2 separate regions of the Mus musculus genome follow, and region 2 is linked to region 1. The links are chromatin contacts, found by Hi-C or POLR2A ChIA-PET in ENCODE. All regions are on one chromosome and are shown on one strand. The core of a region is the stretch at or near the end of the contact, and the rest is flanking DNA. Distances in the headings are between cores, read along the strand shown. Region 1 holds the start of 1700001D01Rik (RIKEN cDNA 1700001D01 gene). Region 2 holds the start of Cbr4 (carbonyl reductase 4).

Evidence for each region. A loop is a pair of places that touch in the nucleus more often than their neighbours do. ChIA-PET counts read pairs that join two places held with the same protein, here RNA polymerase II (POLR2A).
Region 2: a map of v-Abl transformed pro-B cells shows a loop between it and region 1 (2.1-fold over the local background). The contact joins the promoter of Cbr4 here to the promoter of 1700001D01Rik in region 1. A Hi-C loop is called at or near these places in 3 of 37 maps with a recorded cell type or tissue (T-helper 17 cell and v-Abl transformed pro-B cells). POLR2A ChIA-PET finds 5 or more read pairs at or near these places in 2 of 5 experiments (Patski and embryonic stem cell).

Annotation. Positions count from the first base shown.
Region 1 is chr8:61,287,556-61,293,962 of GRCm38, reverse strand. 1700001D01Rik (RIKEN cDNA 1700001D01 gene) reads left to right here and starts at 5,091. Exons shown (of 5, transcript NR_045475.1): 1 at 5,091-5,219. All of the region lies in intron 2 of Sh3rf1 (SH3 domain containing ring finger 1), which reads right to left.
Region 2 is chr8:61,483,980-61,490,213 of GRCm38, reverse strand. Cbr4 (carbonyl reductase 4) reads right to left here and starts at 2,480. Exons shown (of 5, transcript NM_145595.2): 1 at 2,224-2,480; 2 at 154-274. The coding sequence starts at 2,365.

The DNA.
Region 1 (6,407 bases), core at 3,842-6,341:
CACGTGATAGTGTGTGTGTGTGTTTGTGTGTGTGTGTGTGTGTGTGTGTGTGTGCATGTGTGTGTGTTTATTATATAATATATTGGAGGTGGCGGTTCTTTCTGTTGGTTGGTTTGGTTTTTAAACAGTCTGTAAGGTAGGTAGGAAGAAACTTGAGCTATACTCTATAATCTTTGTATCTCAAAAAAAAAAAAAAAAGAAAAGAAAAAAAAAGAAATCCAGTATCAGGTTTTTTAGACTTTAGTGTATAATTTCTCCATCACCTGCTGTGTGACAAGTCTCCTGCTCTCAGGGACTTACCACTGCACTCTCATTCAGGGCTAAGGACTACTTGGCAAGAAGTCTTCTTCTATAGAGAGACTGAAGAGTTGGGTGCATACTCTTCTCAGGGGATGCAATCCTTAGCATCACCCTAAACTGTGCATCCAGAGGCAGAAGGGAGAGTAAAGTGTGGGGTGAGTTTCAAGCACCCTCAAAGAGCCTTGCCAGCAAATGGCATACACCAGTCCAGGTCATACCTCCGGCTGGGTCCCAGTTACATGGGAATGCACTAACCATATGTGAGTCTCGAGACTCTTGCCTTCGGTGGACACCCGAGAGTGGAGGAAGACTGGAAACGGACAGAGAGATACCTGGGTGGTGTTGGTGTTCTTATATCAGTCAAAGGTAGAGCAGGTGGCAGTCCTTTGTTCATTGTAGCTTGATGCCTGGGTTGGTAGTCAAAGCTATCTTATGCTTAGAGCTCATAAAAATCTAGTCAAATCAAATCCAGGCATCGCAGTGAGGGAGGGGGAAGACAGAGACCTGTGAACTGCCATGCTATCCACAGACATGCCCTCCAGAGAAGGGTACAGGAAAGCCATAGACACCTACTTGCCGCCACACTACACAGCACAGATAGAAGATCTCACCCAGTGGCCCTCCAGCCGTGTGGCCAGCCTGCGGAAGGAGCACCACAGTGTGCGAGTATGTGGTGGACAGATGGGTGAGAAAGTGAAGTGGAGCAGCTTGAACAGTATGAAGAGATGGAAGTGAAGACTCAGGATGTAGAGGAGGAGGCTGTTGTGAGTGGCCAGCCACATCGCCTGGGCTGTGTTGAGGTCCCACCATGAATAGCCACTGAGGGCCATGTCTGAGTCCACTGCTATGCAGCAGCAGAGGTTGATGTGTGTGGCTCATATAGAGAACATGGGGATGTCCCTGGTGGGGGAAGCTATTGGGGACCACGTGGATGTCCAGGGGCCCCAACCCCTCACTAGATGAGGAGCTCTGGAAAGCTGGCCCCATCCCTCACGGGCGGGCGGCAGCACTGCTGAAGGCGGCATTGGGTAGTGTATTGGGAGCACTGCTTGAGAGCTTGCCTGGTGTTTTGGATGAGGGAGAGCCGGTGGGCTGAATAGCTCAACTACCACCGAGGCCCAGATTCAGGGCTCCGAATTGGTCCACTTCAAAAGTCTAAATCACCTCCAAACACAGTTGGGGTGCTTGAAAGGGCCAATCCTGCTGTCCTAAAGCGGCAGGATCTCCGTGACAGAGGGCAACAACAGGATAAGTGGGAGGAGTCTCGGTGAGGATCCAATATTGATGGTGTCACAGAAGCCAGACCAATGGCTCACTGCAATGAACATTTGCAAGTGAAGATGTGTGGACAGAGTATATATATTGTGGGACACGCTACAACTTCCGTGAGGAGACGTTTTCTATGCTGTGTTGTTGTTGTTGCTTTGTGTTATTTTAGGGGGAAGGTTGCAAGGCTGAATGGCAGATATGAGGGGGAGGGGAGAAGAGCAGGACTGGGGTGCATGATGTGAAAGTCACAAAGAATTAATAAAAAGTTAAAAAAAAACAGTTCTTAAAATAAAACCAGTCATAGGGTAGGAAAGATGTTATATAAAGAAGAAGAAAGGGGAATGACTAATTTCTTGTCAGAAATACTGAGGAAAAAAAATAAACCTGTCAAACAGAGATTCTATACCCAGATAAAATAGCTTTCCAAAACAAAGAGGAAGAAAAGACGATTGGACCAGATGAAGAGAGTGGTTTGCAATGCTTACAGAGTCACAGAAAGTGTGCAAGGGAAAATTCAAAACCAGAGGGAACAGGTACAAGATGGAAGTCTCCATCTACCTAAAGGAATGAAGAAAGTATAAAATAAAAGCACTTTAAAGTCACCGGAAGAGGAGGAGGAAGAGGAGGAGGGAAAAAACCCAACAACAATAACACAACAACAGAAAAACAAATGCAGTTAGGAGCACTTACTAAAGCTTCTAAATGTCCCAGCAATTGAAAAAAATGAACCTGATGATGGACACAGAGGTGAGAGCAGAAGGTGACAGTACCAGCATCAAGCCAATGAATAATCAGTGTAGTGGAGCAGGCCTTTAATCCCTCAGGAGGCAGGCATGTCTGTGGATCTGAGGCCAGACTGGTTCCAGTCCCGCTAGAGCTACATAGTGAGATCCTGACTCCATCGTGGTGGTGGTGGTGGTGGTGGTGGTGGTGGTGGTGGTGGTGGTGATAAAGATAATAATAGAACAATTGTAAACTAATCTGCCAGTTAAATATCAGATAAGAATGTATTTTAAAAGCATGTCAATAAAATCAGCAATATCATAGTTGCAAGAAACTCATCTAAAACATAGACATCAAGAAAAAACCCAGCATAGGAAGAACCTAATAAAGTCCAACATTCATTATTATCATTTAGTTAGTAGGTTAGGTTTCACTCCATTCAGGAAGAGAGAAAGAGAGAGGGGAGGGGAAGGGAGGGGAGGGGAGGGGAGGGGAGGGGAGGGGAGGGGAGAGGAGAAGAGAGGAGAAAGATTAAGATTGTAACTGAAAACTATCATTCTGTTATGCATAGTTCTAGGAGGCCAGGTGTGGCAGCATGTACCTGTGGTCCCAGCACTTAGGGGCCTAAAGCAGGAGAATCTCTTCTCCAAGCCAGCCTTGTCTAATAGTGAGTTCCACCTTAGCCTGAGCTACACAGAGAAACCAAAAACGTCAGCTTTCTATGTACATAGCAAAGTTTAATTAAAAACACCGAGGGAAGAAATAAACCCATCAGTAGTCGGAGGTTCTAAGCCATGCTTGAGGGGAGGATGTGAAGTGCATCAGATGTCCTCTCTCTTTACTTCTTGCTTTCTGTTTTGTTTTTTGGAGACAAAGTTTCACACTGTAGCCCAGGATGGCCAGGAACCCACTAGATTCCCCAGGCTAGCCATGAACTTGCAGCAATCCTCCTGCCTCAGCCTTCTGAGTTCCAGGATTACAGGCTTGTGCCATATATAACTTTAATATAATTTTCATGCATGTACTTTCTAAACGTAATATACAGTAAGCCACAAAATTCTCAATGGGTTTCCAAAAATAGATAATATATAGACCAAGTCCTTTAATCACAAAGCAATTAAAAAAAAAAACAATAATACAAAAAGACGTTTTAGGTTCCCATATGTTGGGAAACTGTAAATCATTTCCAAACAATCCACAAATGAAAGTAAAGGTTGTTAGAGAAATGTATGCATCAGTAGGCAGGAACCATGCTCACTGCAACACAGATAAATTGGAAACATAACAATGGACTTTGTAAAAATAGGAACAGCTAGCGTTACTGTTTTTAAACACTTTTCACACTTATACAACGGACTATAAACTTTTTACGGGACAAATAAATGATAAACACAAGCTGGCAAAGGATGGGAGAAAGAGGACGGTGATGTCAGATATCGGTGATGATCTGAAATTGAACGGTAGCTTCCCAGATGTAGAAGCATATTGTATGTTTCAAATATAACCTACATTACCATTCATGGATCTTAAGTATGACCAACATGGGATGCACTGCTCATCTGTGACCAGTTCAATGACATATCTGTGCTCCTTTTACCGACTTATGTTATTGTTTCTTATTTATTTTTCTAGCAGTGCTGGAGACCAGGCAAAAACCCTACCACTGAGCTACCCTCCCCGCACCCACTCGCTGTTTTAAAATTCTAATGCTAATGCTCTTTTTCCTTTTTCTTCCTATTCATAGACTGAGAAGATACAGTAGATCTCAGAATAGTCTAAGAATATTTACTTCATAATCCATAACGGTAGGAAAGTTACAGTTATGAAGCAGTAACAAAACAATTTTATGGTGTGTGGGGTGGGGTCGTCACAGCACGATGAACTGTATTACAGGGTCACAGCATCAGGAAGGTTGACAACCCTGGCTCTAGAGCACAGTGGACCAGAACAGCTATGAAGTCCCTGTGTGGAACACTTGGTCCTTTCAAGGTAAAATCCCACCATTAAGAGAGCAGCACAGCTGTCTTCAGCGTGTGCAAGAAAGAACCAGGCAGACAAACAAACAAATAAAAGCATCACACTTCCAAACATAAGAAAATGGTGGACTCTAATCTAGCACGTTGCCACTTCTGATGGCTGGCAGCCTGAAACATCTTTCCTGTGGAAAGCTTTAAAATATGATCAGCATTTTCTAAACAAACATTTTTGGAAAGCATTACATTTCATAAAGAGTAATGGGGATCATGAAATTGGGAACTGACGTTCTTGTTATATTTGGGTTTTTATTATCTACCCTTCCCCTCCAATTGCTACAGTTGGCCTTGGCAATTAACAAATGCCAGCCCTAACTCCTTCTGAAGTGAATCTGTTGATGGAAAGGCCAGGAAACAGTTTATCTCCACTGGGAACATTTTGAAGGAGGGATTTAACGGGGGCTGAGGCAAGGAGGATCTTTAAAAAACAATATTTGCTAAACTACAAACACACATGCACACATGGGAGTTGTTTTACTTTCAACAAGTCCTGAAAGTAGGAACAAAACCAAGAGAGTTAAAAGAATAATTTAACACTGATGTTTCGGGAATGTTGAAAGAGACCAGGCATTCAGACCTCATGTTGCTAAATTTGTTCATCTAAAACCTAAAAGACATTTTCATGACAACGATGTTGCTGTTCCTCGGTGTTCTGCTTCCTCGGGCAGCTTATTTCCTGCTCAAAGTTATAATTTTGTATTCATAATACCATAATCATTTCCATGGTAACTTCCTGTGATGTCAGAGAGAAAACACTGCTGCCTTCTCCCACAGCTCCCATCTCCCAGCTGAGCCAGTTTGTTGATTTTATTCTTTCCAAAGTGCACCAAAGCTTACTGTTCCGAGTGCTCAGGACGAGGTCTCAAGTTCAACGCTCTCCATCCATCACTGCAGGCAAGTGGGGAAAACCGAGTGGCCAGGATCCTGGTCAAAACTGCAAATGCCACTAATGGTTAAGATCAATTTGGGTTCAGGGCCCGGCTCCACTGGCTGTGAGTTACATAGTAGCCAATGTTCTCCAGGTCTGGTTTGCCCGTCTCAAAAATGAAAAGGCATCTCATAAGGTCACTGGGAGAATTCAATGAGACGATGCATATCAGATGCATACATAGCCTGGCACGGGACCAACGCCAACTCAAAGCAAACACAGTGAGGGTCCACCAGGACTTCTCTGACTCCCCAAACAAAGAGCCGGGATGGATGGTATCTCTGTCTTCACTCTGCAAAGCCTGGGGGTTGGGGGCTACTTCGTGCAAAACAGTGTCCTTCATGCTGAGACAGGACTAGCACTCGTGTCTGGACCCTAACAAGAACCGTTTCTTTACCCGATGCTTCAGTTCAGTGCTTACTAACCTCAGCAGAGATCTGGTTTCTGGCACAAGATCAACCTCGATTCTTGCCCTCTCTATTTCTCTTGTGCCCACACACCCAGGCAAATAGAGTACACATTTAGCAGCCTTAAACAGTAGGTCTCTGTGTGGAGGAGAACTCAAGCCCAGGCCGGGCAGTCCTATTTCAGTGTACCGTCTCATCTGTAGCTCCTTCTAAAGAATAAATTAAAATGAATCAAAGTCTTCAGTTTCCAGCCTGTTTATAATTATTATTTGGGTTTAAAGCATAGTCACAATTGTCTGAGCCTCTGAAAGTACAATGGAAGTAAATATCCACCTTCAGAAACCAGAGTATCCGATAATTCCATGCCTGGGTAACTGTCTGTTTCTACAAAAACAACCACAATAATAATTTCGTCTACCAACAGCATGAAACAGTTTCCAGCAAAAGGGAAGCCTAGCCCTTTTGAATCACTTAGCTGTGTTACCATCGGAAGATTTAAACTCTGCACCTCAGGTAAAGTTTGGTGAACTTCCCGTTAGAAATGCTAATGGTGCCCTCAATGAAAGGAACCTGAAACATGGACAGGTGTACACTTTCCAAGCAAAAAGACAACATAAATAAAAGGGAAATGAAACAGACTATAGTTAGATGGCAATGCTCATTCCCTTGAACTCTTTAGGGAGATGGCTCTTGAGAAGAAAGACAGAAAAGATTTCCTGAATGAATGACTGGTCCCGGTCCCGCCCC
Region 2 (6,234 bases), core at 1,231-3,730, 200 kb before region 1:
AAACCATAACCTCAATCGAACACTCTGTTTTATATATAGCTTTGGGTCATGACATTTCGTAATAGCAATGGAAAAGAAACTAAGCCATCAACGCATTAAGAAAAAAAATCTTTTAAAACAGGTATCACAAATTCACCTCAATCTTTGACCAACCTGTTGATACCGGCTGCATTTACCAAGAAATTTACTGGACCTAAATGTTTCTCCATCTCTTGAAATGTACTCTGAACATCTTGTTCTTTGGCAACATCACACCTAAATGCCAAGTGGTTTCCTACAAAACAAAGTTAAATCAGAATTACCTCTAAATCTTAACTTGAATTTCGAATTTATTTGCTTTATGATTAGACTCTTCAGCAAGCCTGTGCTGGGCCGAGCAATGACAGCCAGTCATGGGTTCCTGCCCTCAGAGCACACGATGAAAGGACAGGGTGGATGGAAGTGAAGGAGAAATAATGAGGTTTGTTTTTTCCGTCTTGTGTATGAGTGTTTTGTTTTTGTTTTGCTTTGAGATAAGGTTTTACTGTGTTGCCTAGACTGACTTCAAAACTCAGGCTCATCTTGCCTCTGCCTGCCAAATTCTAGGATACAGCAAGTACATAAAATAAAACATTATCGAAATCTAACTTTAACTTTGGAGTTTTCTTGAATGGGAGATTTAGACACAAGAACTATGGGTACCTGGCTACCCATAATGTTGGCACTTGCTGGACTCACAAGTTCATGGCTATTCTGAGTGACACCTCAAACCCTTAAGAAGAAATAAGCTTGGAAAGTCTAGAAACAAAAGTGGTCAGGGCCAGCAAGATGGCTCACTTGATAAGGGCACTTTCCACCACGCCTAACAATCTGGGTTGAACCTTTGGGTCCCATACAATGAAAGGAAAGAACAGACTGTCCTCTGAGTTCCTCAGGTGCACAATGACATAGATGTACTCATCCAACCAAATGAATAAATGTGATTTTTAAAACTGCAATTAAATCTGGGCATGGTAGTGTATACCTTCCGTCTCAGCTTTGGGATAGGAGATTACTACTGTAAGGTTGTGGCCAGCATGGACAAGAGAGGTGGCTCCATAGAACTCCCTGATCCCTATCACCAAACTCACGAAGTCACTGATGGGCTTGGGGAAGCAACCCTGACTTCAAAGTAAACATATTCCCTATCTGATAAGCTACCATATTAATATATATGCTCCTCAATTTATGATAGGGATACATCAAGATGAACCAACTATATGATGGAGAGCCGAAGAACAGGTAACTAGTACCACAGGGCAAGGTGGAGTATCTAGCAAACTGGAAGCAATGCTGACTGGCTAGGTGTTGAGGCTCGTGTTCACACCCAAGGTGAACAGATGTGTTCCCCTGTGTTCCCAGCACGGAGGAGGCAGAGACCAGCTCCTGATCCAAGGGAAACCTAGGCTGCGTAGTGAGACCCTATGTCCGAGAAAGCTGGATACCACACCGCAGGTTCAGAGTGTACTCTGTACTAAAGACATCACCGTCCCATCACAGTAAGGAGATCTCAGCAACTGGGAAGCTGAGACACGAGATCCACAAGTTCAAAGCCAGTGTGAGTTACATATCAAGGCTATTTCCACATAAGTAAAGAAATATAGTCGGCACCAGACACTCTTAGACCTACAAGATACCCAATGCTTTCCTGATAGTGACATGTATTTTTCTCCATTCTTCAAGTTGTCTTCTCCAAACGAGACTTAAACTTGCAATGCAATGACTAATCCGTTAATAACCTGGGGTTGGGGGGGGGGGGGCTGGAATAGGAATACAATCAAAGGGCCTGGGAAAACAAATTAGTAACTTACTAAAGTCATTGATGGGCTTGGAGAAGCAACCCTGACTTATCAAGAGTTTCTCTTTGAAATACTGTCGGGTGCCTTCGCAAAGGGCAAGAGCTCTCAGCAAAATGCAATCTAGCCATTTGTATCTGACTTCTCTACTTTCAGTATAATCGCGTCCATTCTCTCCTCCCAGAGGCCAGAGCAAGGCAGCTCTCAATATCAGCACTGGCCGCGGGGAAGGCAACTACTTGTCAGGGGTCCTTAGAATCTGCCTGGAGTAGGCGAGAGCCCCTGTGAGTGTTTGGTCATGGGGCACGAGCGATCTGGGGCGCAAACCCGGGTACATGGGCAGGGCCCGTGGACTGGAACTCAAGGACTTGCACCTTGGTCGCACGGCGAGGACACTTCCGGTACATACCGCCGAGCTCGCCGGCGGTGACTTTGGCCACTTCCAGGTTTCTGGAGACGATCGCCAGACGGTAACCCTTCTGGGCCATTAGCTGGGCTACCGCCCTGCCGATCCCCCGGGAGCCTCCAAAAACCGCACAGACTTTGTCCATCTTGGACCGCGGACCAGCAAGATGGATCCCTGAGACTCAGAACTTGTAATAAAAGACACAGCTACTGACAAAACCAGTATGCTCTCCTTTCAACAGACAACCCAGGCCACAAAACAAGGCGCGAGGATTAGACGTCAGTGCACACGGACTCTTCGAGGGTTGCATTGCATTCTGGGACTTGTAGTCCTTACTCTCTTGCACTTGTGAGCATTTTAGTAACTGCTGCTGGATGCCTATTCCCAAGCCTGGTTAGTTCTATGAGGGTAAATGTCCTGTCAAAGAGCACAAGCCGTGTGTGGTGGCTCAGGCCTGTTCACTCATCACTGTTCAAGGCCAGCCTGGTCTAGAGAGTGAGATCTTGTCTCAAAGACAGCAACAAAGAAAGAACACTGTGTAGAGGGATTCAATAAATGCTTGTACTCCTCTTTTTGAGGAAAAGACCTGCTATGTTACCCAGGCTGGCCTCAGATTCTCTATGATTCTCCTCCCTCAGCCTCCACAGAGCTGCTGGCATCTACAGGTATGGGCCTCCACGCTCTTCGACTGATCAGAATAGAGTAAAGATTAAAGAGCAAGCTTAGGTCATTATTGGCAATATTGGGTTCCTATACTCCTAAATAAGATATCCTGAGTGCTTTTTTTTTTTTTTTTAAGAAAAAGTTAGCTGGGCATGGTGGTGCATGCTTTTAATCCCACACTAAGGAGGCAGAGGCAGGTAAATCTCTTGAGTTGAAGACCAGATTGGTCTAGAGTTCCAGGACAGCCAGGGCTGCACAGAGAACTCTGTCTCAACCATGCCTCCCAAATAAACAGATAATAAATAAATAAATAAATAAATAAATAAATAAATAAATAAATGGCATGATTTGTTAGCATTCTAGTGTAAAGAGAACATTTCTTGACAGAATATTAGTGTACTAAATAAAAAAGTAGACCATAGTCCCTATTGGAGGTAGGGAGAATTCTGGAGCAACAGGACTAACTCACATAAAACTCTAATGGGCTAAATTGTTTATTAAAGTACAAAGTTGTATTAACACCAGAAATCAAAAGGCCAGTGAGGACTGAAGGCACAGCAAGCTGGCAAAGCCGGGTCTGAGTATTGATTTCTAAATTGGGGAGGGGTGGGGACCTACCAGAAAAGTTGCACATTAATTTTAAAGTTTTTCTTTTTCTTTTTTTTTTACCTTAAAGAGAATACTATATAGTTTATTAAGCAAAACATGAATGACCAGATTTATGTTGCTACAAATCCCATGTTCCAATGTTTTATGAAGTTTTTCATTGTAATAAAACAAAGCCATACATATTTTTAACCCATCAAGTCTAGCTAGTGGTGTGAGTGTGTGTGTGTGTGTGTGTGTGTGTGTGTTCCACTGGGTATTGGAGACAATCTTCAAATATGTTGGTTGTCAGAGAAGAAAGGTAAATACCAACTCAACTAAACACCCCTAGATCTACAATGACAATCTGCCCTGAATGTGACATGCCCATGCAATAGTTGTTGGTTACATAAACAATGTTTATGCAAAAACCATGACTGGATTTAAGGCCCACCCCATGAAGCTAAGCCTGTCAATACTTGGTGACCAAAAACCTGAGACTAAATAGGCCTAGGGGAAGTACCTACGACAAATATCACTGTCCTGATGAAGTAATGTAGCAATAAAAAAGACTCCAAATGACATTCTGCTATTTCCCTTGGTCAATGTCATACTCAGCCCTCACCGGAGAAGCTTCCTCTTCCAGTATACGGGAACTAACAGAGAGCCACACCTGGACAGTGTGCAGAGAGTTAGAGGTTGGGATACTCACTATATGTTCTAAATGGGATATCTTCATTAAACCCGTCTGCTCAGGGTTCAGGGATCTATAACAAAGATGTGGAAATAGTGTAAGAGCCAGAGGGGAAGAAAGACACTAAGGAGAAAGTGTCTTCTAGACGCCAGGATTGATGTAGATATCAACTCAGAAACTGTAGTAGCATGCACAGAGCCTACACAGGTCCAAGCCAAATGGGTCCAAGCAAGAGGGAGAAGTGGACATGGATTTCCAGCCTTAACCCAGAAGCTGCCTCCTATTAATAACTGCTTGCAAAGGAAAATTAGTTTGCTCCAGCAGACTTTCATTGAATATACAAACTACACTAAAGGGTAAGGCCAAGGCCAGCAGTAAACTGCTGACACCAAAGAAACTCACTGGTATGTTTGGAATTTTTTTTTGTCTCATCTTGCCCCATTTGAACAATTTTTTTAAACCTTACTACTCTTTTGCTTGTATATTGCGGTTTCTAATTTGGGGTTTCTAAATTTCCTTGTATGTTTCTCTATGTTTCTTGTGGGGTTTTTTTGTTTGTTTGTTTTTTGTCTGTTTGTTTTTCTTTTTTTTATAGAACATGATTTTAATATTTTCAACTCTTAATATTCAACAAACAGAATAATTATTTTAAGATATATTTCATTGTTATGTCTCCATTTTATGATTTTATTAATTTGGATATTGTCTCCCTGCCCTCTGGTTAGTCTGGCTAAGGCTTTATCTTGTTGATTTTCTCATAAAGAGCCAGTTCCTGGTTTTGTTGATTCTTTGGATAGTTTTTTTTTGTTTGTTTGTTTGTTTCTATTTGGTTGATTTCAGCCCTGAGTTTGATTGTTTCCTGTCATCTACTCCTCTTGAGTATATTTGCTTCTCTTTGTTCTAGAACTTTCAGGTATGCTGTCAAGCTGCTAGTGTATGCTCTCTCCAGTTTCTTTTTGGAGGTACGTAGAGCTATGAGTTTTCCCTTTAGTATGGCTTCCACTGTGTCCCATAAGTTTTGGTATAATGTGTCTTCATTTTCATTAAATTCTGAAAAACCTTTAATTTTTTCTTTATTTCTTCCTTAACCAAGTTATCATTGAGTAGAGTGTTGTTCAGCTTCCATGTGTATGTGTGCTTTTAGTTGTTTTTCTTGGTATTTAAAATGAGCCTTAGCCCTTAGTGATCAGATAGAGTGCATGGGATGATTTCAATCTTCTTGTATCTGTTGGGGACTGTTTTGTGACCAATTATATGGTCAATTTTGGAGAAGCTACCATGAGGTGCTGAGAAGAAGGTATATTCTTTGGCTTTAAGATGAAATGTTCTATAAATATCTGTTAAATCTATTTGGTTCATAACTTCTGTTAGTTTCACTGTGTCTCTGTTTACTTTCTGTTTCCATGTCCATTGCTGAGAGTGGGGTGTTGAAGTCTCCCACTATTATTGTATGGGATGTGCTATTTTGAGCTTTAGTAAAATTTCTTTTATGAATGTGGGTACCCTTGCAATTGGAGCATACATGTTCAGAATTGATAGTGGAGCATACATGTTCAGAATTGATAGTTCATCTTGGTGGAATTTTCCCTTGACCAGTATCAAGTGTCCTTCCTTGTCTTTTTTTGGTAACTTTTGGTTGAAACTTGATTTCATTGTATATTACAATGGCTACTCCAGCTTGTTTCTTGGGACCATTTGCTTGGAAAATTGTTTTCCAACCTTTTACTCTGAGGTAGTGTCTGTCTTTGTTGATGAGGTCTGTTTCCTGTATGAAGCAAAAATTCTAGGTCCTGTTTATATATCCAGTCAGTTAGTCTTTGTCTTTTTGGGAGAATTGAGCCCAATGATATTAAGAGATACTAAGGAAAAGTGACTGACTTCCTGATATTTTTGTTGTTAGAGGTGGAATTATGTTTGTTTGGCTATCTTCTTTTGGGTTTGTTGAACGATTACTTTCTTATTATTACTTAAATCCTATAAGAAAATTGTTGGTTACATCCATAACGTTTATGCACCTGTGGGCGTGTTCTTTCCAGGACACTTCTTAGTGCAGCATTCCAGGTTCATATCAA